2 separate regions of the Homo sapiens genome follow, and region 1 is linked to region 2. Evidence: chromatin loops called from intact Hi-C (ENCODE). Cell type or tissue: endothelial cell of umbilical vein. All regions are shown on one strand. Links, peaks and the distances in the headings refer to the core of each region. The heading gives the core; the rest is flanking DNA.

Region 1 (12,751 bases), core at 1,595-9,594, 270 kb after region 2:
CAGAATTCCATTAAAATTAAAGTATCCTGCTCTATGAAAGAAGTTGTTAAGAGAATAAGAAAATATACAATAGGAGTAATATTTACAAAACACATACCTGAGAAAGTATTTGTTTCCAAAGTAGACATAGAAACTTTTTTTTATTATTATACTTTAAATTCTGTGGTACACGTGCATGTGTTCTCATTGTTCAACTCCCACTTATGAATGAGAACATGTGGTGTTTGGTTTTCTGTTCTTGTGTTATTTTGCTGAGAATGATGGTTTCCAGCTTCATCCATGGCCCTGCAAAGGACATGAACTCATCCTTTTTTAGGCTGCATAGTATTCCATGGTGAATATGTGCCACATTTTCTTTATCCAGTCTATCATTGATGAGCATTTGGGTTGGTTCCAAGTCTTTGCTATTGTGAACAGTGCCACAATAAACATACATGTGCATATGCCTATATAGTAGAATGATTTATTCCATGGTGTATATGTGCCACATTTTCTTAATCCAGTCTATCATTGATGGACATTCGTATAAACCACATTTTTTAATCCATTCATCCATTGATGGACACTTAGGTTGATTCCATATTTTGCCTATTGTGAATAGTAGCTCTAACTCACTTTTTCCGTTATAAAAACCATGAGTTCTTTTTCACATGTAATACTTTACCAGCTTGGGGAAAGGGCATTGTGGTTAAAAAGACTCATCTTCCTTATGATCTGCTCCTGATTTGTCTTTGCTCTGTGCCCGAGGGATCATCACAGCCCCGGTTTTAAGCTCTCAGATACTCTGGGTAATATTACTGCCGCTGAATAGTTGTTGACTGGCTTTCTGTGGGGAAGAGTGGATTCCAATTACTTCTACTTTGTCATTTTACTGATGTCACTCTCCCTGACTACATTTTTAATCATTAAAAATGTGTGAAAGATTTCAATTGAGGGCCTTATACACAATACCTGATCGGTAATTCTCAAAACTGTCAAAATCATCAAAAATAAGAAACTTACCCAGTGACTTCACTCAACAGAAGGCTGTAGCCTGAGTCTCTGTTTGTGGAGCCCAGGCTGCAACCTTGCCTGAATGCACAGTTCAGCCACTGGCAGAAGCCAGCCATGGTGCACAGCCTGGAGCCCCACCTGACCAAGAGCATTTGTGGAACCCAGCCTACCTTTCCAACCAATTGTAGAGTCCAACCAATGGCACCACCCAGCCAAGGAGCACAGCGTGCAATGCACTCAGACAAGGATTGTCGATCCCTGTGAAGGACTCTTCCTGACTGCAAAGTCTAGTCAGAGGTTCCACCCAACTAGGGAGCCAAACAGTAGCCCTGCCTTAGCTTGAAGCCCAGCCAGAACCCATCTCACCTCAAAGCATGGGGAGGAGCCCCACCCACCTAAAGAATCTTACAGCAAGCTCCACCTGCCTACATATACTAAGAGCTGGCCTACCAAGAACCCCAGGATGGACTAACTGACGGAGGTCTATCCCTGCCAAAGTGAACCCATAAAGGCTAGAAGAGGTAGCTGCTTCCTCAGATGTGCAAACACCAGTGCAAGGATACAAGGATCATAAAAAATCAGGGAAACAATACACCATCAAATGAAACTAATAAAGCTCAAATGACTGATTCTAAAGAAACAAAGATCTGTTAACTGACTGACAAAGAATTCAGAATAATCCTCTACAAGGAGTTCTGTAAACAAGAAAAAATTGATAGACAACTAAACAAAATTAGGAAAATACATGAACAAATCTAGAAGTTCAACAAAAAAAATCCATTTATTAAAAACAGAAATTCTAGAGATAAAGAATAATGATTAAACTAAGGAGTTCAATAGAGAACTTCAACAGCATACTAGATTGAGCAGAAGAAAGAATCAATTAACTTGAAGACAGGTTTTTATGTTTGTGTGTATTTTTTTGTTTGTTTGTTTGTTTTTGACGGAGTCTTGCTCTGTCGCCAGGCTGGAGTGCAGTGGCGCAATCTCGGCTCACTGCAACCTCCGCCTCCCGGGTTCAAGCAATTCCCCTGCCTCAGCTTCCCGAGTAGCTGGGACTACAGGTGTGTGCCATGAAGACAGGTCTTTTGAAGTTATCCAATCAGAGGAACGGTTTTTAAAAAGGAATAAAAAAAGAGTAAAGAAGTCTTATAGGACTTACGAGACACACATTACGTGAAACTCCTGACCTCAAGTGATCCACCCACCTTGGCCTCCCAAAGTGCTGGGATTACAGGTATGAGCCACCATGCCTGGCTGGCTATAATATATTTTATGTAATTTTTGTGGTAATCACCAAGAATAAAACCTGTAGTAGATAATAAAAATATTAAGAGAAAGGAATCAGAGCATACCACCACAACAGAAAACATCAAACCACAAAGGAAGACAGCAAGAGAGAGGAAACAAACAAAAATACAACAAAACAGTCAGAAAAAAAATATCAAAATGGCATCAGTAAGTCCTCACCTATCAATAATTACTTAAACCTAAATGAATTAAATTTTCTAATCAAAACACATAGAGTGGCTATCTTTTGATCCTCTGGGGGTTGCAGTAGGGGAGATCCTTCCAGGCTAGTCACTATACAGACGGTAGGGACTGGAAGGATTTTCTTTTATAGAAATAAACCAAAAATGTGGTCACAATATCTAGAAAATAATTATTTCATTGTGAAGCATTTTATTAAATCCTAATATTAAATCACATTTAATTATACATTCATTGACTCACATTCAGTAAAATTGCACAAAACCAGAACTATTCAAAAATTCAGATCAACATAAATATCACCACAAAAGCAGCAGTCACTATGCCTGTTAGAAATGCTCACAGACAGCCTGCCCAGTCCTCCAATGATGATGGTTTTTCAGATCTGTACCACGTCTGTAGCTGTGCCACTCATGTCTCTGTGAGGGTCACCATTAGAATGTTCTGTGGCATGGCTCTCCCCCCTTCACAGAGTATTTCTAGAGGCTTGAATGTTGACTAAATTTATACTTTGTGATTGTATAACCTAACTCTTTATCAAACTTCTAGATTTCTCTTAATAAATAAGTGATTTGACTACTGACTATTAGATGTCTTTCTCTTTTTCCTGTTTTGAAAAAAAAAATTTTAATCTGTCTTTGATTTCTTACCTACTTATGGAAACATGACAATTTAACCAGCTTTTAACTACAAAGCTACTGCTATATTCCTCTGCAGTTCTTCTCTCTGCCTCACAATTTCTGTTATTTGGGACAATGATGCCAACTTGCTGAACAGCAATGGAGAGGATCCACCAATGATATATAAATCAACCATTCCAAATCTTCCTCATGAAAACGAAAATACTTGGACAACCTTCAAAACATTGATTTTATATAATTTGAGGCATCTGAAATGCATAGACACATCCCACTTAAGGATCTATCTACGTTGCACCAAGCAATATAAATTTCTGGATTATGTTAAACCAATTCAAAGATAATAGTCATTAATTAGCAGTGTAGAGATAACCATAAAGGTAGTTCCATGTCATGCTTGAATCTTCTCTAAAATGACACCAAAAAATGTTCTATTTTGTTTATTTGATTATCGACAATTGCCAAGTATTCATTTTATTCCATTGTCAGTACCTGAGCTTGCAGCATTTCTCATTTCTTCCCAGATCAAAACCACATGCACAATACCCTTTAGAAGATAATTTGAACTGCTGATCTTTAATCTTTTGCCATAATGACTCATAGCAAAGAAATTTTCACTTGAATGGTAGCTCTTGGATACATTATTTCAGAGGAATGAGTCTAACAGTAAGACATCCATGCAGGTTGTCTGGGAAGATGTTTTGGATTAGAACCTTTCAAATATTCCACTTTGTCTTTATTTAGTGTTAACAGATTTGTGTTATGTATACATTGTGTTATCTTTCTTATGAAGATTTGATGGTCTTTAAATGAAGAAAGATAAAATGTGAATTCTTGTGATTATACAGCTATGTACAAATGGTCTTGATTAGCACTGTCCAATATATTATTTATGAAATTTTAGATTTTCTATTAGCCACATTTTAAAAAGTGAAACGAGGTTAAATTAATTTTCATGATATATTTTAACTCAATGTATTCAAAATATTACCATTTCAACATATAACAAATATTTTTAAGTTATAGTTGAGATATTTTAATTATTTTTGTACTGTTTTTTGCAATCTGGTTGTGTTTTGCACATACAGCACATTTCTGTTAGAACTAGCCACATTTAAAGTGCTCAGTCACTACATGTAGTTAGTGGCTACCATCTTGGACAGAGCAGGTCTAGTTACAGTGGTGATTAAGAGGAGCAAATGGGCTTCAGATGGTTTAAGAGTTGGAGCTAATATGATACAATGAGAAAAATGTGGGGTTTGGTTACTTATATTCAAATTCTAGTTTTCCTAATTAACTAAGAACCTTTAGAAAAATGGTCTTGAATCTCTCTGTCTGTTTGCATGTTTGTCAAAAACAGAAAATGATATTTCATCTGGTTATAGTTAACATTAAATGAGGTAATGTGCATAAGTCTTTGAAAATGCAGAAAGGCCAGTGTTCAGAGAGTGGGGCTCTCATGAGGGGCAGGAGCTTGAAAGAAAGATAAATCCCAGGAATCCAGGAAACCCAGCTGGAAGTGAACTGTTCTGCAACTAGATTCCCCTGGAGAGGTAGGTTGCACAAAAGTTACTCTCATGGTTACTGAAATGAAGAAATATGCTTTTGGGTCTAGCAGCTGAGGGGTCCTTGCCAGCTCTACAGACCACTGAGAGCTGATGATAGAAGCACACGCTGCCCATGTAGAGTCCTCTGGGTCTAGGGAGTTGAAGATCTATCTGCAAGAGAATGGAACTCAGCGTTCATTGTACATGGCTCAGATAAAACCGGGCTCTGGGCAGGGATTCACACTTTTTTTAATGACCTGAATAAAATGAGGTGGGAAAGATAACTTTCTAGTTCTATTGTTCTATAAAACAAAAACCTGTAATTGTTTGAAATAACAAAGCAAGGAATCTTTCTTAAAGGAGACAGCGGAAAGAAAAGTAACCTAAGAATGCCTAGTTGGTTTGATGCTAAACTGAGGGAAGGAAGTACATTTGACAGTAAAAGTAAAAACCTGATTTTAATGTATAATTTGTAAGAGGTATAGCAAAGAGGTAACCATACCCTGATGGAAATAAGATGTTCAAGTTGCTGAAGTCATTATAGAGGAAAATGTGTATACAGGTACATAAAGAGGCAAATTAAAAAGAAGAGAAATGTGTGTTTGTTTCATCAAATACCCAGAAAGACAAGGTAACCTGGAAAACATAACTTTAAAAGAGGGAATGTTATATGTCCCTCAAGGGAGAAAGCACAAACATGTCTGTTTCTTGCTACACAAATATCTTCTTCATAAGAATAGCAGTGCAACCATAAATCTTTAGAGTATGTATCAATGAATAAATAAAGAAATGGATGAATATATAACTACTCAATAGAGCAGAAGTAGAAGTTAGGAAAATAAGAAAAAGAGAAGAAAAAAATAAATGCACAGGTCCCAGTGGTGGAAGAAAGAACTAATTCCCAGATGTAAGTAAACTATTCATATATCTTATGGGACGAGGAAAAAACAAACTGAAACAGCAAACCCAGAGTATAAAGTCAGAAGACAGTGTTAATAGCAAAAACAGTTTAATACTTTTGTTTTGTTTGTTCTTTTTTGATGGTGATGGAATGGGTCTTATTACTGCTAGCATCCCTCTGCTTAAGGAAACTTCCTAAACAAACATTCTTACAAAATGTATTAATTTGGAAGTAGCAGTGTTCTAAGACAGATTTAATTCACAAAAAATAATTATCCTTCCTAGTGCTTTTTTTTTTTTTTTTTTTTTTTTGTAAACATGAGCTATTTTACCAAGTTGGAAATAACTGAATTGGGAAAAGTGGTTGAGAAGCAAGTGGCTTTTCTTATTTAAATGAAATTTTAGGGGAATCAAAAGCTGACTTCATTTTCTCGCCTGTGAAAATAGCTCAATGCAATGACCACATTCCACAGTGTCACCTAGTGGTCTTAAGGGTCTGGATCCAGAGCCGAGGCAAACAATGGGGAGACGTACTCTTGGCTTCAGAAACCTGCCATTTCAGAGAGCAACCTTCTCTTTTTATTGAAAGAGGGAGTTTAAAAGGATTAATTGCTGGCTTCAGAGCTTGGTTATGAGGCTAACAGTCTCCAGCTTCACCTATGCTAATGAGTTTTACAGCATTGGCCCTCAGTTATTTTTACAAGCTTTAAGTCAGAGCTTTGAAATTCGGTTTGCACATATCTGATGTAAAACTGTGTGGTCTGGTATTTTTTTTGAGATTTCTGTCCAAGAACAAGATAGAGAACATATCAGACAAAGAAATGCATGGTTTTATGCAAACATTATTTCCAAGTTGTGTGGAAATGATGTGTACACAAACAGCCTCATTCTCCCCATCATGCTGTCACTGTGTCTCCTATGTTTGATTGTCACTTGATTACAAGACTGTAGGCCTCACTGATGTGGCAGTGCCGTTTGGTTCAGGACACTGTCCTTTGTCTCCAGGACCATTGCAACTGCCCCTTCACTGACTTACCTGCTACCTTAGTTCATTTTCTGCTGTTAGAACACCACACACTGGATACTTTATATAAGAAAGAGGTTTATTTTGTCTCACAGTTCTGGAGGCTAAAAATCCAAGAGCATGGTGCCAACATCTGGTGAGGGCCTCATGCTGCTTTATAACATGGCAGGAGGTATCACCTGGTGGAAGAGGAAGCCGAGCAAGCCAAGGAAGCCGAATTCCAACTCACTTTTGTAACAACCCACTGTCATGATAACTACACCCCTCCCATGAGATCTAACTCACTCCTGTAAGAACAACATTAATTCCTTTATAAAGGCAGAGCCCCTGTGACCCAAACATGTCTTAGAGGTCCCATCACATCTCAATACCACATTGCAGACCAAATTTTAACACGAGTTCTTGGGGAGGAACAAACCACATCCAAACCATAGCAACTTCCGACATCCTGGACCCTTGAGAATTTATTCCCTTCATTGCTGCCAGTCCACTTTCTGAAATATCAATTTGATTGTGTTATTCTCTACCTAAACCCTTGATGGGTTTGTTTTTTTTTTGACCTCAGCATAAAGTCCAAATTCCTCAAGGGACATGTATGACTCTTCAGGACCCACCACTACTCACCTCCTAGGCTTGTCTCCTTCTACTCCTACTCAGATTCAAGCCCAGCCAGACCAAGCCTTATGGGATGCACACCTAGGCCCTTGCTCATGTTGCTCCTACTGCTAGAACGCTCTTCCCCTCCCCATCTTTACCTGTGTTATTCCTGCTCATTCTTTGTCCTTCTTGAACCTCAAACTTGGGTTAGGTATCTCTCCTACATTCTCCTAGAGTATTCCTCATGATCCATCTTGTGATACTTCATATACTGTTTAATCATTACTTCTACTTCATTATACTATTAACTCCTTGAGTGTCTTATATCTTTATATCCCTAGTGCCTTTAAGAGTGCCTGGGACAGACTTAACCTTGACAAATATTTGAATGAAAGAATGCATGAATAATTAAGTCCATGGCTTGCTTCTCTGCACCTAATGCAACCAGCCAATCAACTTTGTTCCAAATATGAATGTGAAATGATGCTTGATGAAACTTATCTGGGGCTATTAAATCACAGAACCAAAGAAAAAGAAGATGTGTTACATTCTAAAAAGAGCTCACAACAATAAAAGTCGGACATCCCCCACCCAGGCTCTACTACAACTAAATAGGTGGTGGTTCTACAAACAGACAGATAAATTTAAGGCAATTTTTCTAAAGGTTCTTAATTAACTGGGGGAACTAATTTAATTCTGAAAATTCGTGAGAAATATTTTCCAGTAAAAATATCACATTGGTATGCAGAAGAATTACCTAAGAATTAATCGTGAACTCTTAAATCAATACACAACAGTTCTCAAATATCTAAGGAAATTATTTCACTTTAGAAAATTCCTATTTAAAATTATTTTCACTATCTTGCAAGTACAAAATTTGTTCTGATTTTTTGAGTATACCTAAGTTAAAGATAGCCCTTTTGTGATGTTAATTTACCTATGAACTCCTTCCAAATTGTCTTTATGAAGAAGTTGATGACTTAGATATTATTTCTCTTTTCACAGTTGAAAACACCACCTGATACTTGGAAAGGTGCTCAATGCCACCCTGGGTAAACATCGGTGGTTTCCATTTATGTACTGGTTTCCTTTGCTCTACTTCCTATCATACTGGTATGGAAAGAATTTTTAAAGACATAAATGATCTAAGGAAATAATAATTTAATATACTTGGGGTTGAATACAAAAGAAATTTTAATGTTCTTTTCACTTGTATCAAAGTAAAGGAAGAAAGTAAAAGAGATGTGCAATAAAATGTGATATAAAGTTTTATTTTGGGTCTTATAGGACATGTTTAGGGACAATAAATTTTTATGCTATATGTCAATATTTTTGTTGGAACTATTAACAACTCCATTAGCAGATGGAAATTCTCTCATTCGATGTATGAAACCTGTGAATCTCCTTCTCAGATAAATTTTATAGAGAATATTTTTCATATTTATATGAAACAGAGACTAAGTGGAAAATAAACTCTGCTTCATAGAGGAACAGTATTTCTGCCATTAATGTCTGAATTTTCTTGTTTGTAGCATTCTAATGGTATTTTATGATATCTGAAAAGAACCTCTCATATTTGTGCAACCCTCGAGATAACAAACTTCAAAAAGACCCAGAGATCACAGTGAAAATATGCTTTCCATTATGCCTACTGAAATGTTGAGCATAAGTCACATATACGTCTATTTGGTTTATAAAGTGTATCATTCAAGCTCCTATTTCAGTTGGAATCCAACTATTCATTGAATGAGAATGGAACTATGGAATTAGGAGTTTGGGATTCTAGTCCCCTCTTGCTAACTACCTGTGTGATCAGGGACAGAATCTATTATTTTTCTAGGGCCTTGGGTTTCTCTGTTGTGAAATGAGTTGAACTAGATGATTTCTAAGATCTCATTTTCATAGAGCCTGAAAAGTGATTAAATGAATTATTATATAAAAATTATACATCACATCAACAGAATATTTTCCTTCCTCGAGCCACCAAGATGTTACATTTTAATAACTCCGAATTTGCCTAGAATGCTCTCTGCCATGTTTTTGCCCTGTGTGAACTAAAAACAAGGTTAAATGGAATCTACTTGGAGGAAGTATTGATCTTATTTTTCTGTGAGATTAGAACCTGAAGAACAGCATCTGTTATTTTAGTACTTAGTTAGAATTCCAATTATACACCTGCTTGACAAAATTTCCCAAAATGTATTCTCTTGAACACTGGCTCTGCGTGAGTTAACAGATACCCTGCTCTTACAGTAAGAGTCCTGATGTCAAATAATTTGGAGAAATGGTGGATCAGCAAAATTAAACCAGCCTCATTACCAAATTCAGAATATTAAACTTGTGAATGCTAATTTTTATTTTCCAATACAGAAACGTAGTGTGCTGTGAGCGGCGGGGGAGGTGGGGGTGGGATGCTGCCACATCAGTAGGTAACCCCCTCCCATCACACCTAGCTCCCAGCATGAGTAATCAAACAATGAGATTTTTGGCCAGAGCAACCAAGTATGTAGATGCTAAACCAAACCCAGATTTATTAGGAGTAGTAGAAAAGGCAGATCTTGAACCCGTCTAAAAAAGTTCCATTTAAGCAATCTGCAAGTTCAATTTAAAGAAATACTCCCTAAAAATGAGAGAGAAGCAAAAATGGAAAGGACTTTTCTGGAGGCAATGGGTTGCGTTCACAGAAAATGTTCACACTGAGGTCACCAAGAATTACAGGAACCACATATTCTGGGCTTTTCCCAGGGGAAAGGTGGGTTGTGCTTGCTTTTGGTTAAGGGGACCCTGCCCATCACTGCAGATACCTTGTGAAGGTCAGGTGCTTACTCAGCGGGGGATCTCATGGCAGGGCTCTGCTACCCAGTCATTTTGCTGGAAGGCTGTGGGGTGGTATCCACTCCAGGGTCTGAGCTCACTGGTACAGCCTCAGGGACCAGGATAACCATGAGGCCAGGAGAGGAATATCACCCTCCCTGAAGTTCATCCTAACCTCAGCATCATCCTCCCCGACTACCATGGACACCCAGCCAGCCTGACCCCATGTACTGGTCACAGAACAAAGTTCAAAAATGAGGCAGCAGAGTTTAGAAATTAGAGCACGGCTTTTGGGGTCAGACTCCCTGGGTTGGTATTCTCAGCAGTGATATGAACTATCTGTATCCCAGTTTCCCCATCATAAATTAGGGCATTATTTGAAGAGCTACCATGGAGTTGTTTTGAGAATTGAATGAGTTAGTCCACAGGAAACAATTCATAGATATTATTATTACTTTGCATTACTACAGCAGATTCAATTTTTTAAGTATTTCTAAATCTATTCTCTTATTTGAATCTTATAAAACCCTATAAATTAGGGCAAATGTAAAGTATTAGGCTTTTTTCTGAGATGAGGAAATTGAAGCAAAAAGCAGCTGTATGACTTAGATGGTTAAGAGTTTAGAATCAGGGATAGTTGGTTTTGAATCTGATTCTACCACCTACTAGTCCTATGACTTTTAGTAAATGTCTTAACCTGTCTATGTCTCTATTTGCTCTTATCTAAAATGGAAATAATAATGGTATTTACCTCATCATGTTGTGAGAAATCAGAGTTAGTGAATTTCAAAGAATTTATAACAATTCTCAGCAAATAAGAACTAGTCAGTTTTACTGTTGTTTTTACTATTTCTCCCCTAATTAGTCTTACTATTTCCCTGCTGCCCCAGTGCTTGATAAAATACTTGCTACATAATAGGTGATAAATAATATTTCACTGAATAAAAATGCTATAGGATTTCAGAAAAGAAGGAGATCATGAGACCTGGGGAAAGTCCTAGAAGATTTTATGAAGGAGGTGGGGCTTGGGTTGGCTTCATGGGTGACTGGAATTTAAATATGTGATGGAAAACACATCAGCATTTTTATAGATGACAGAAGAGATAATATACATTATACATATACTCCTGGGTTTATTCATTTACCGTTATACATTTACTCCTGGATTTACCACATTCAACTTTGTATTATTTAATTTTCTCCATTTCCAATTAATTAATGGCAAAACCTATTCAAAACAAATTATAAAATGTAGCTTTATCTTACATACATGTTTTAGGTGTTTGCTGTAAGTTTCATTTTGTATAATCAGGCATCAAACTGAATTAATCATTATAAGACATTGCGGGAAAAAAGCAAACTCAGAAACCTTGGGGATGTTGCTCAGATGCATTATAAGAAATGATCCACAATAATTTCACAGAGAACTTTCATTTTATCAAAATTTTATTTTTGTCAAGTAAGTCCAATTACAACTCTGCTTCTATTAGTAACTTGGGATTTTTTTTTTATGGTTCCAGGCAAAACCTCTATGTTTAATCTGCCTGGAGTAAAATTCCTTCTTCAACTGTCACAGAAACAGTTGAGCTATTAGTATGTTTTTTACTTATTATTTGCTACAAGTCCTTGAGTATTTTGATTTTTTTGTTCTGCACATGTTTGCCATTGCCAGTGGGGGTACATTAAGCATATTGTCATGTAATTAACACTGAGTGCTCTTCAGAAACTAAAAAGGATTTTTTGTTTTGTTTTATTTTGTTTTTAACCCTGTATTTGTAGCACTTCCCACCATATAACACAATAGTCAAACACAAATGCAGAAGGACTGGCAGAACATTGTTCTCTATGTTGTTGTCCTCAGATCACCCCGTTGTTTCTAACACTCCAGAGGATCAGCTGAGATTCATGCCATCACACTTGACCTAGTCACTCCTGTTTGTACCCCTCCCTCTCCAATTTTTTCTATTCATGGCTAATTTTATCCACTGGGCTCTTTCTTCCTTTCTGTCATATTTCTTAACAACTTCAATACCCAAATAGATGATTGATTCAGCATCTTGGCCTCTCAAATCCTCAGGTTCTTTGCTTCCAATGACCCACCACTTCCTCCCTACCTCAGCAGCACATCTGGAATCTGTAAAAAGCCCTCTTCCTGATAACCACAGCCTTTTCTTCCAACTCTTCTACCCTGTAGTGCCACCCAAGGAATTGTTGGGCCTACCAAAGTATCAACCCAACCGTTTCCTACTCTCAACCTTCTTCTGGTGCCCTTCTGTCCCATCTAACCCAGCACAGATTCCATGGGCCATGATTATAAACTTGGCCCCCTCTCTCCTGCCTTCCTCCTTTCACTGACCTTGCAAAGCTAAAACTTTACTTAAGCCCTGCTAGCCACCTGATTTCCACCTGCACCCACACAGCTCAACAACACCAAGGCAAATATACAACTAATCTGACCAGCTTCTCTTTAAGTTCATAGAGAGACTCTCAAATGAGCACACAACCCTGTCTGGCACTCCTAGCGTATTTCTAATGTTTGCCTGGACATTGCTTCATGTTACTAAAATAAATAGAGACAATCAGATGGGCACAGAATTGGTTCACTTTACCTGGACTCACCTACATTAAGAATATCACTATTGGGTGCAATATGTGGATCAAGATATAGAATACATTTTAACAGTATAACTACATTTTTTGTTTCCCTGAATTTGTTAATTGAAAATATTATACCTGCAATAAGGGCA
Region 2 (12,751 bases), core at 3,091-11,090:
ACCAAAGGGCTGAGGCAAATCAGGTCACTCTCTGTGCTTTGCTGGGAAGGGGCATCTTCAAGGCAGGAGACATCATTTGCTGTTTCCAAGGTGGATATTTTCATATTCTCAGAAATTTTCAGGCATTTGAAGGGATGGGTCTTTAAATCACACAGATGTAACACATTGAATGACTTCAGGCCTGATGTGTGGGAGAAACATCAAGGGGCCTGGTGTGACAGGAGAACAGGGAGCAGGGGAAGATCTGGGGTTGAAGAGGGAATCAGGCCTTGGAAAGACGCTGCCTTTTTCTCAGAGTGAGATGAGCAGCAGGGTCTGAGTGGAAGAGGGAGTGGAAGGTTTAGTAAGATCATCTGGTTTCTCTGTTAAGATGAGGCTGTAAGGAGCAGGTGTAGACGCAGGGAGAACAGGTAGGAATTCTTGCAGCTCTCCAAGCAGATGCCCATGGCATGGGCAGGTTCAGAAGTGGTGAGGGGATGAGCTCCTGGTTATCACATGACAACAAGGCCTGAAGATTTGCCAATAGATTGTCTCTGGAGTGTGAGAGAAGGAGGGGAGGTGAGGATGAGTCCAAGCATGTTGGCCTGAGCAACTAGAGGGATGAAGCTGCCATTATGAAGACAAGAAGACTGTGGGAGGAGCTGGGGAAGATATTCAGGAGTTGGCTTTTGGACATGTCAACTTTGAGATGCCTAGTAGACATCCATGAGGAGGGCAGTTCGATGTTTGGTTACACAGCCTGCAGGTCAGGAGAAAAGTTCAGACCCAATGTAAGAGTCTTCAGCATAGAGATACTTAAAGCCAAGACATTCAATGAGATCACCAAGGTGTGAGTATTGATAGAGAAGAGGTCCAAGCAGTAAGCTCTGAGGCACTCCAATGCTGAGAGGTCATGGTGGTGAAGAAGAGTCATGGAAGAATACTACAGAGGAATAGGCAATAAGCCAGGAGTCAAACTAGGGAGCCGAGGAAAGAACATACCACGGAAACAGGCAGTAATCAACTGTGTCAGACGGTGTTGATGGGGCAAGTAAGATGAGGACATAGAACTATTTCATTTAGCAACATAAAGGTCATTATTGAGTTTGATTAAGAACTTTTGATATAGTGCCCCATATCCAGATTATAAAACCAATATTATAGCTTGTTAATTTGTTTACATTTCTTTCTATCACACTGATAAGTTAATTTCTTAGACACAGGCAATATGATGTCTCACGCATTTCTGTGTCCTGGCATGCTCAATGAATATTTGTGAAATGAATGTGTAAATACACAAAAGGGAGTATCTTAGATATTGGCCTAGGATGCCTGTGTGGGGCTGCAATCACCCCAGGACTACTGAGCCAGAAACAGACCTCTACTAAAGATTGTGCTTGAATCACCCAGGGATATAGGTGACCATTTGTCCTATTCTTAATGACAGTATCATTCCATAAGTCTCATTTTTTGCATATCATCATCATCCTCATCCTCATCCTCATCATCATCATCATCATCATCATACAATAACCAGATTCTAGCAATTCTTCCCTCATGGTTCATTTTAGAGTAATTCTTCTGCCTTTACTTACCAACTTCTTATACACCCCAACATTATAAACTCTCTAATACCATTTGCTATTGCTCAAGACTAATTGTCTTCATGCACAAACTTTCAAAGACCTATATATTATACTTATTATTCTTTTTGTGGCTTTAAAGGGTGCCTATCATTTAATCATTGAACTGGAGATATTTATTGAGTGAGGTGTGTGCCAGCTAGATGTTACTCTTTGGAGATACATGGTGAGCAAGTTAGACACAGTGACTGCCCTCAGGGAGCTTGCAGTCTAATGGATTTATGTGGCAGAGACATTAAACAAATAACTACAATAAAGTGATAAATGGCATGAGAGGGAAAGTGGCCTCTTCATCCATGTTTTCCAGGGTTCTGTCCTAGGTCCTCCTTTCCTCACTCTCTATGTGCTCCAGGGTGATTTCTTTCACTGTCTTGGATTCCATTAATGACTCTCAAGTAGACATCTCCAGCTCAAATCTTTCTAAACACATCCAACCAATGTCTCTTGGGTCTCTTCTCTTAGGCATCTCAGAATCACTCTCACCAACAGTGTGTCAAAAACAGAAGCAATCATTCCCTGCCCTCCAACACACACCCACACCCACACCCAGGCTCTTCTGTGTTCTAAGCCACCATCATCTGCAGCATCACTGGGCCAGCTGCCCACCCCAACACCAGAGCTCTAGCTTGGGCTTCCTGGTTGACCTCATCCTATTGTTAACAACCTGTCTCTAGTTTTATTACTTGTTTCTCCTAAGCATATCTCAAATCCCACAGTTCCCCTTTTTCCTGCTGAAATTACCATTAAATTGCAACTGCTAAATTTTATTGGACCTTTATTATGTATCAGGCCCTGTAATAAATTCTTTAAATGTGTTTCCTCATACAACCCTCCAATACAATTGGGTAAGATCCGGTGAGTGCTAGCATTATTCCCACTTTTACAGATAAGGAGGCTGCGGTATAGAAAAGTTAAGTACTTTGGAGAGGATCACACAGCTGGTAGGTGAAGGAGCTTTGCACTATGAACCTGTGCCATTACCGTAGAGCCCTTAGTTCAGGCAGCTGTCATCTCTCATCTGGATTTCTCCAATGGCCTCCAGCCATGCCCTTTTCTAAGCTTCACTTCACACCAGAGTAAAATTATGTTCCTACTTAAAGTTCTTTAGTTGCTCCCCTCTACCCTTAGGATAAATCCCATAGGCCGTAATGCAGCTGTTGACATTGTTCCCCATGAACTGACCTCTGGTTACTTTTTAGGGCCTTCTCATTTCCTCCCTCCCCAACCCACCACACAGCCATAAAACACTTTATTTAAACAAAAAAGCATTATTTATTCCAAAGGAAACATTTCATTTTATGAAAAATAATTTTTCTTGTTTAATATTCATCTCCCTCTAATCTCCTTCCTAAATACACTTCCCCCCACTTATACTATTATGAAGTTTTTATTTTTAATTTTTTCCCCAAAGTTTTAGATCTGTTTTATTTTGAACTAATTTAGACCTACAAAAAAGTTGTAAAAATAGTACAGTTCCTTTATATTCTTCAACCAGCTTCCCCTAATGGGAACATCTTGTAAAACCATAGTACAATAATTAAAAACAAGACATTAATACTGGTATAATATTATTAAAGACCTTATTGTAATTTGATCCTTTTTTCACTAATAGCCTTCATTTTTTTTAGAAAAAGATAAAAATAGGACTGTGTTGTAGTGACTTGAATTTTTTTTTTTTTTTTTTTTTTGAGAGGAGTCTCACTCTGTAGCCCAGGCTGGAGTGCAGTGGCACAATCTCAGCTCACTGCAACCTCTGCCTCCTGGGTTCAAGCAATTCTCCTGCCTCAGCCTCCCTAGTAGCTGGGATTACAGGCACCTGCCACCATGCCCGGCTTATTTTTATATTTTTAGTAGAGGTGGGGTTTCACCATGTTGGCCAGGCTGGTCTTGACCTCCTGACCTCAGGTGATCCACCCACCTCAGCCTCTGAAAGTGCTGGGATTACAGGCATGAGCCACCTGACTTGCTTTTTTATTGCTACATAATAATTGTAAGTATTCATGGGGCACATGTGGTATTTTGGTATAAACATATAACATATAATGATCAAATCAGGGTAATTGAGATGTCCATCACTTCAAACATGAATCATTTCTTTATGCTGAGAACATTTCAAATCTTCTCTTCTAGCTATTTAAAAATATACAGTAAACTGTTGATAACTATAGTCTCCCTACTGTGCTATCAAACATTAGGATTTGTTTCTTCTAACTGTATTTTTGCACCCATTAACCAACCTCTTTTCATTCCTCCCCATTACCCTTCCCAGCCTTTGGTAAACGTTACTCTATTCTCTACCTCCATGAGATCAACTTTTTTTTTTTTAGCTCTCACATCTGGGTGAGAATATGGAATATTTATCTTTCTGTAACTGGCTTTTTTAACTTAACGTATTGTTTTCTAGGCTCGTCCATGTTGCTGAAAATGACAGGATATCATTCTTTTTATGGCCAAATAGTATTCCATTGTGTATATATACAACACTCTCTTTTTCTATTCATCCATTGATAGACATTTAAATCGATTCTGTATCTTGGCTATTGTGAATAGTGCTGCAGTAAGCATGGAAGTGCAGATAGCTCTTTGATAAACTAATTTCCTTTCTTTTGGTCTATATCCAGCAGTGGGATTCTAGGTCATATGGTAGTTCTATTTTTAGTTTTTTGAGGACCCTCTATACTGTTTTCCATGATGGCTCTACTAATTTATGTTCCCATCAACAGTGTGCAAAGGTTCCCTTTTCTCCATATCCTCGCCAACAGTTGATATCCTTTATCTTTTTGATAATAGCCATCCTAACAGGTGTGAGGTGATATCTCATTGTGGTTTTAATTTTCATTTCTCTGATAATTAGTGATGCTGAGCATTTTCTCATATACCTGTTGACTATTTGTATGTCTTCTTTTGAGAAATGTCTATTCAGGTCCTTGCTCATTTTATAATCAAGTTATTTATTTTCTTGCTGTTGATGTATTTGAGTTTCTTGTATATTTTGGATATTAACCCCTTATCAAACATACGACTGGCAATATATAGGACATCTCTTCACTCTATTACTTGTTTTCTTTGCTGCGTGGAAGCTTTATAGTTTGAGGTAATCCTGTTGTCTATTTTCACTTTTGTTGCCTGTGCTTTTGGGGTCATATCCAAAAAATTATTGCCCAGAAAAAGCTCATGTTGTTTTCCTCTTATGTTTTCTTCTTGTAGTTTTATAGTTTCAGGTCTTGGTCTTAAATTCCAGTCATTAATCCACCTTTTTTTTGTTGGTTTGTTTTTTGTTTTTTGTGGATTTTTTTTGAGACAGAGTCTCGCTCTGTTGCCCAGGCTAGAGTGCACGGGTGCGATCTTGGCTCACTGCAACCTCCGCCTCCCAGGTTCAAGCGATTCTCCTGCCTCGATCTCCCAAGTAGCTGGGATTACAGGCATGTGCCACCACGCCCGGCTAATTTTTTGTAGTAGAGATGGGGTTTCACTGTGTTAGCTAGGCTGGTCTCGATCTCCTGACCTCGTGATCCACCTGCCTTGGCGTCCCAAAGTGCTGAGATTACAGGCATGAGCCACCGCCTCCAGGCCATTAATCCATCTTGAGTTGATTTTTGTATATGGTGTGAAATGATGGCCCATTTTCATTCTTCTGCATGTGGATATCCAGTTTTTCCAACTCCATTTATTGAAGAGATTCTCCCCATTGTGTGTTCTTGGTGCCTTTGTTGAAAATCAATTGACTGTAAATGCTTGGGTTTATTTCCAGCTAAAGCACTTTCTTTGGTTTAGCTCTGAGTCATCTCCATTTTCCTCTGTTTAGGAAGTCTTCTTTTCACTGTGACTGACCCTCCTCCTTCACTTTTCCCACATTTTCTGGAAATATAATATTTTATCAGTTACGTTTCAGTTCAGAAGTTTTTTTCCTGTAGGAAGCCTCCCTGATTCCCCAAGTCTGGATGAGAAGGTGTGAGAGGCAGAGTACTGGCTCCCCAAAATGTCCATGTCATTAATGCCCTGTACCTGTGGATATATGACCTTGTGTGGCCACAGGACGTCGCAGATGCTATTAAGTTAAGAATACTGAGATGAGGAAATAATCTTAGGTGATGGAGATGAGCAGTGTGATCACAAGGATCCCAATAAGAGGGAGTCAAGAGAGTCAGAATCAGAGGCGATGTGACTGTGGATGCTCCAGAAGCCGGAAAAGGCAAGAAAACATATTCTTCCATAGAGTGTCCACAGGAACACGGCTCTGCGCACTCCTTGATTTAGCCTTGTAAAACCCATTTTGGACTTCTAAACTCCAGAACTATAAAATAATCCATTTGTGTTGTTTTAAGCCACTCAATTTGTAGCAATCTGTTGCAGTAGCAACAGGAAACTCATACAGATGGCTTTCCCTGTGCTTCCATACCTTCCACACTCTATGTCTTCACACTGCAGATTCTATTTCAATGGCTCTATTACCTGCTCATCTCCTAAGTAGCCCATAAGATCTGTAAGAGAATGCACTGAATCAATCTTATGCAACTGATATTCTCAAGTACAAACATTGCTCTTGGAACATACCTGGTGCGAAATTAATATTTTTTGGATGAATGCTTGTCAAACGTGTGGAAATGCTATAATGGGTTTTCCAGGTCTCTCAGGGAATAATTATGAGGAGAAGGTAAGTGTGGTGTTTCTTTGTAGGCTTACCTCAATCTTAAGTATATATACTATATAGAAGGAGCAAAAGTTACTGCTTTTTCTTCATGGGATCATTCTTAGCTTGGTTTGCTTGGCTTTGCATGCCTGGAAATTGACACTTTAATAAAGTGCTTTCTTGTGTTTGCAATCCTGCAGGCACAAGATCCCTTGTTATGAAGAGCTTAAAATAACCTTTCTCAATTACTAGCCTCTCCTGCCTGAAACCTCAGGTTAGTGATGTCAAACAACTTACGATCGGCAGGTGACATACTGTCATTTGGGAGAGTTCTTAAAACTAGATATTCCCAAGCTAAGGCCTGGACCTCTAGCATCAGAATCTCCAGGAGAGGGATCTAGTTCTGCAGGTGATTCTGATGCAGATCCAAATTTGGGAACCCCTGAGACTCAACCCTACAGGAACGTGAAGTGCAGCTGTCACTTTGGCCACTAGATGGCAGGCTTTACTCTCCACCCTGTGGTTCCAGCACAGAAAACTTGTTACAACACCCCACCCACCCCACCCCAAGGGAAATTTAGTATGCTTTGGGCCAAGTGCTAGAATAGATATTTTCGTATGCTTTATCCCGTTGAGCTTCGCAAACACATTGAAAGTTAGGCATCATTATCCCCAATTTACAGATGAAGAAACTGAGGCCTGTGGGATAACACAGAAAGATCATATGCTTTCCATTTAACCATGCTGCCTTAATCTGTTTGGCTTAGACAATTAACTGTCTTGCCTGTAGGAGTTCAGTGAATATTTGTTTAACACATTAACAGATAAACTTAAGCCTGAGAGCAGCACCAGGTGATATCTCTAATTTTCTTCCAAAGCAACTTTATTACAATAATTTATCTTTATTTCAGTTTTCATAAAAGGGCAAGGAGAAATAAACACGAGTTAAATGCATTGCCTTTTAAATTTCTTGGATGGTCTTTGAAGACGAATATGCAGAAGTCTAGTGGTGGGCATGCTGAAAAGATAATCATATTCAGGATATCCAGTGTGGCCACCGATACAACGTGGTCTTATGACACTAGAGGGAATGAGGCTCCTTGAGAGGTGTGGCTCAAAAATTGTGTACCTCCAAGCCAGGATGCTGGTCGGCATGTGGTGTGTGTGTATCTCTCATGTGTGGGGGAGGCCTGTGTGGTGTGTGAGTGTGAAAGGATGGGGGCCAGGGAAAGATGGAAGAGAGAGAGGACATTTGACCTTTCAGTCCTTGTTTCAGTGAGAACATCCAAATGTTATCCTTTTATGTATTGGTACCCCATATGAGATTCTTTTTGGAAAAATGGTTTCCGTGGCCATTAAGAGGCAGAAACTGTTGACCTACGTCATTGTCCAGACTGATAAGCAATTGTATTATTTTGTGCAGAATTTTAATCTGCATTAGCAACATACATAGGCTCAACAAAACACTTTGAATGTATTCTTAAGATGTTTCAGTTAAGGTAAAAATGTTTAAGGTTTGTAGGAAAAAAAGAAAATGAGACACAAAAACAATTACCATGAAAGTCCAAAAATGGTATAAATAAGAAAGGTTCAGACAGAAGTACTTTTAAAATCTACTCTGCTTTATTTCTTCTGTTAAAAGCCAATACGATCTATTAACACGAATGATGAAACTAAAAACGAGAAATCCCTCCTTTTTAGCAACTCTGTCCTGAATGAGGGACAGGATTATGTGACAAAGGACCTCATGAAGGTCTGTGAAATGCCCTGTATAATCCAGATCATTGCAACGGGAAAGTGACTTGGTGGGCCTATACGTGGGTTGCTGAACATTGCCTCAACCTCCCTCCTGCCACCCTGCCAAGATTTTACAGGGACTTAGGAAGGAGACGTCATAAACAGTGGGATCAGCTCAGTAAGCTTGTGTGATTAATACTATGTTTCCCTTTTTCAGTTGCTTAGCATCAAAAAGGAAAAAAATAAGGATTACAAAAAATCAATATCAAGCATAACATAGGATTGGAAACACAGCAATGGTTGGAACAAATTAGAAACACATTTTCATCATCTGACTCCAATAACAAAAGGAAACACCCTTTCCTTCTTTGGGAGCTGTAGCTCTCTGGAGTTTTCAGAAGTCCAAAGGGGGAGACAATGTGGTCTCCAGGTGAGGCTGTAACTGGATCCTGCCAAGTCTCTAATGGTCCCTCTGACACCCTTTCCCCTTAAACTACACCCATCTTGTCTCTTCCCAGGACTCTGTGTCTTTCAGGGGCAGAAGGGGATGGTAGCATTATTCTGGAGATTTTGAACATCTGACAAACCTCCCCTGGTAACTTTTTAGCTGCCTTCCTGGCCCTTAGGGTGAAAGGGGGCAAAATCAAGACCCTTATATTTTGGAGCGATTTTTAAAAACTTCACCAAACAGTTTTGTTAAAATAGATATTTATTTTTCAGCTTTCTTTTGTTCTCCAGTGTTTACATGCTAAGTGTACACGCTCGCATATTCTTGCATATTTCACAATATTCTTTAAAAAAGCTGTTCGGTTTCTTGTGACAGGAATTCAGACCTGGCTTCTGAGCTGTGGCACAGCAGAGGAAAGGCAGCCAGCACGGGATCTGAAACAGCCCGAGGGGCCTTCCCTCATTAGCCCTTTTGATACCCAGTGAAGAGTCACTCTGTCTTTACAACATCTTATTTTCTTTTTACTTGTAGCGCTGAACTCTGGAGGTAATGAGATATCATTGTCACACTCTCTCTCTCCCCCCTATTTAAATGTGCATTCTGTGAAGGTGGGAAGCTTAAACAGTGCCTGGTATATAATAATTGATCAACAAATATTTGTTGAAAAATGGGAAGATACTTATTTAGATAGTGAAGGGCGTGTGGGGGGTGGGCAGGATTGCTGCTCTGGGTGCAGTCTGGACAGCTAAGTATTAACCAGCTCAGCGAAGGGTCAGCAGGGACAGCCTTTTATACCCTGCCCTCTTGGTACCCTAGTTCTTGTCTGGTATTGAGAAAGAATCAGGTTACAAGAAATAATTGAAGGGTGGTGAATGTGGAGGACTTTATTGAGTGGTGGAAGTGGCTCTCAGCAGAAAGGGGAACTGGAAAGCGGGTGGAGTGGGAAGACAATCTTCCCCTGGAGTCCAGCCATCCCTAGCTGAACTCCTCTCCGACCACAGTCTCCGACATCCAGCTGTTTCTTCTCCTCTTGATGTTCAGACACTTCTCTCTTCTGTGTGTATGACTGCTGAGTCTGGGGTCTGGGGTTCTCATGGGTACAGAATAGGGGACGGGATGGGCCAAAAGGCAACATTTGGCCAGGAAAACAGGGATAGTTCTCACTTTGGGCCACGGGTCTAGGTTTAAGGGTGGAGCCCTCGTCAGGAACTCTGCCCTCTTCTACCCGGTATTTCCCTGCCTCCTGGCCTTATCAATGTTACCTCCCGGACTTATCAATGTCACGTCTTCCTCAAGTTCCTAGTGTCGCCCAGTCCAAGTCAATGACTCAGTAGATTAATCAGCAACCTTTTCTCTCAAATTGTCAAAAGCTGTTCAGAGTTATTGAAGACGCTCAATTTGCTGCAGTTAGGGATGCAGAAATTTGATGAATAAAAAAATTATCAGATTTTAACTTAAGACCCTAATTGTTAGATCTTTATTTTCTTTAAGGCTTTTGGAAAAGGAAATAAAAAAATTTTAAGTACTTATAGACGGCATGAAGAGGAGATGCAAAGATTTAGGTCTTTGAGAAAGAAGTGGATTTTTTAAGTGTTAAAAAATCATCATTTTTAGTCTAAAGGCACTGAGTGCAAGGATAATTAAGCAAGTAAAAGTCTCACTTTTTGAACTCAGAAAGTGATAGTTCATTGACTTCATGGATTTTCAACTTAGCAAAATTGCCTTTTAAAAAATAACTAATGCTGTCTTTCTCCTGAGAAAAGCTTTTTTTTTTCCACCTCAGTTTTTTCATAAGCCCAAAAGTATTTTTGCATTTAGGCAGGCCTTTCTATGTGGATTTTGGTGTGAATGTAGATAGTTCTTAAGTTTCTTTCTATGCCCAAATTACTGCTCAGTTATTTCTTTCATACAAACATGTTTTGAGTTGAACCACTAATTTTTACTTATAATATCTAATTTAGCTAAAGTAACTTCACAGACCCCTTAAAACTTGCTCTATAAAAGTGGGAATACTGAAAATCACTAAGTCACCATGGGGCAAAGGGCATAGAATATGCTAGAAGTGACTCTTGCCGGGTTGTAATTTTGGCTGGCCCTGACTTGCATTGCATGTCAATTGCAGGAGTTTGTTACCTACCTTGGAGGGTTTCGATGGGGAAGATCCCTGCAAGCTGCAGGAAGTTCTTTGGACCAATGATTAACCAACCGCCCTGGCACCTTCCTGGCAATGTTGTATTCTTGCCAAGAGGTGGGGAGCTTCCAGGGACCACTGGGGGACACAGAAGAAAACCTGGGAAAATTGAAGCAGAACCCCTGAGATGTGGCTGACCAGATATATGCCCTGGCATCCTGGCTCACGGGATGGGAAAAAAAATAACCTGTGCGTGTCTACTAATTGTTTCAGATCTGAAGAAAAAACTATGATAGATGCCTTTATATACTTTCTGAAAAAGAAATTCCTCAGTATATCACTTACATATCTACAACACTGTTGGGAATGTTCATAATTATAATCATAGCCACAGAGAGACTGTAGATGTTTAAATTCTGTTCCTGGTCAATCTGAGTGTTCTGGAAGGAAAGGAGATTATTTCTGAATGCATGTATTTCTGCATTTCATATCTAGATATTAATTCATGCTGTGATCAATCAAACCCTCTCTGGTTCTTATTAATACCTTATATTTATTTGGGGGCTTTTTCCTCGAGGAGGTATTGTTATAGTAAGTAGCTAGTCTGGCATGAGCAAGACAGGAGAGGGCTCTCCCACCCTGCCCCAGGAATGTCAGGCGACATCAGGTGATGGTCTGGCTGTTGTTAATTGTCTCTCTAAAATAATAATTTGTCACAGTCAGTGCCAGGGAAAGGCAGTTTTCCTATGATAGAAAAAAACCTGAAACTAGTGATCAGCAGTTTCCTGATAAGATCTCAGGAGTTGGGCAGTGGGCTCCAGCATGTGCATTAAGAGGTAAAATGACGGAGTTTAACTGGTCTATGATGTTCCATTGACATTTGACTGGTACGGGAAGAATGCCTCAAGTGAGCATGTGTACAACTCCGTAAACACACTGCACTTGCTCACCTCCCAACTGCCAGTAGGTCACTGCTCGTCAAACAGCCCACAGCCAAGGGAAGAATTAGGGAAGAAGGAATGCAAGACAGCAGAGGAGGTCTTTTGATCACAAGTCAAAGGTCAAACCACACACTTGTCCTTCAAGTTGACTGCTTGGCCCTCTTACAAGTATACTTTCTTTCCTTTTTTTTTCCTGCTTGAAAGCTTTTAATACACTTTCACACCTGCTCTAAAACTTGCCTCGGTCTTTTCCTCTGCCTTATGCCTCTCGGTCGAATTCTTTCTTCTGAGGAGACAAGAATTGAGACTGCTGCAAACCCATATGGATTTACTGCTGCTAACAGTATAATTATTTTATTTGAAATGTTCACACCCTTTCATCATATTACAGAAAACAGACAAGCAATATCCATATAGCTCTCCTCCCATCACCCACTTTAGTCCCATCTTCCAAAATAAGCAAATGATAGCCTTAAGTGGACATTATCATCAGTAAGAAAGGAAGTGGAGGGAAACATGTTTACGTAATGGGACAAGCACTGGACAACAGCTAGGGAAAATGATATGACGCCTTACTGCTGCTAGCCAGCAGTGTGATGTTGGAGGAAGGTACATTTGGGGGTCATAATTTCCTTACCTACAAAATAAGAAAGGTAGGATGTGTATGACCTCTTCAAGCTCAAATTCCAGGATTGGAGTTTAGAGAGCAGCAGAAAATGGCTGAGACCCTTTTTGGGGACAGTCTCCCCTCATACTGGGGATTCTCTTATTTTTCTTCTCAGGGAAACAATAAGCATATTGTGGATTGTAATAAAGAACATTCAGCAGATCGTCATTTTGTCATCACTGTGAATACAGCTTCTGAAAGGAAAGGGACAGAGAAAGAGAAGAAAGAGACTAAAACAAGGAAAAGAGTTTCATTAAAAAAAGAAGATGAAATTTATGCCAAGTTCAAAAACTCAACTGACCATCAAAATGTACACTCATGGTATATGGATAGGTTAAAAAAATGAAACATGGTACATAATTTTTAAAAAGGAAACAATATTTACGTATAATCCAAATCAATCTACATGTTGTTTTATTTAAAGGATTCCCCAATCCAGAGTGCTTGGGAATAAGAGTTTCTGGATGGCCAAGTTTACCCAGATACCTAAAGGTTAGTTAACCTTTTAAATTTTGTAATTTATTTTTAATGGGAAGCTTTCTAAAGTGTACATTTCCTTGTCTTATGAGACAGAG

The links. A loop is a pair of places that touch in the nucleus more often than their neighbours do. Peaks named below come from ENCODE experiments on the same cell type or tissue, not always from the same donor. Only the 100,000 strongest peaks of a DNase experiment are listed, where the experiment ranks them.
Region 1: it touches region 2 in a loop (11-fold over the local background); 4 of 110 quality-filtered maps call a loop at or near these places.

Annotation. Positions count from the first base shown.
Region 1 is chr13:31,693,776-31,706,526 of GRCh38, forward strand. No RefSeq gene overlaps it. Among named protein-coding and RNA genes, the nearest start is that of RXFP2, 39 kb to the right of the region's middle. In endothelial cell of umbilical vein, for the core only: a CTCF peak has its summit at 6,062 (motif pointing left); a DNase peak (open chromatin) is centred at 6,026.
Region 2 is chr13:31,425,119-31,437,869 of GRCh38, forward strand. LOC105370150 (a long non-coding RNA gene) reads left to right here. Exons shown (of 6, transcript XR_941830.1): 2 at 12,601-12,668. Among named protein-coding and RNA genes, the nearest start is that of B3GLCT, 230 kb to the left of the region's middle. In endothelial cell of umbilical vein, for the core only: a CTCF peak has its summit at 6,685 (motif pointing right); no DNase peak of the experiment used is centred there; H3K27me3 peaks cover 715 bases.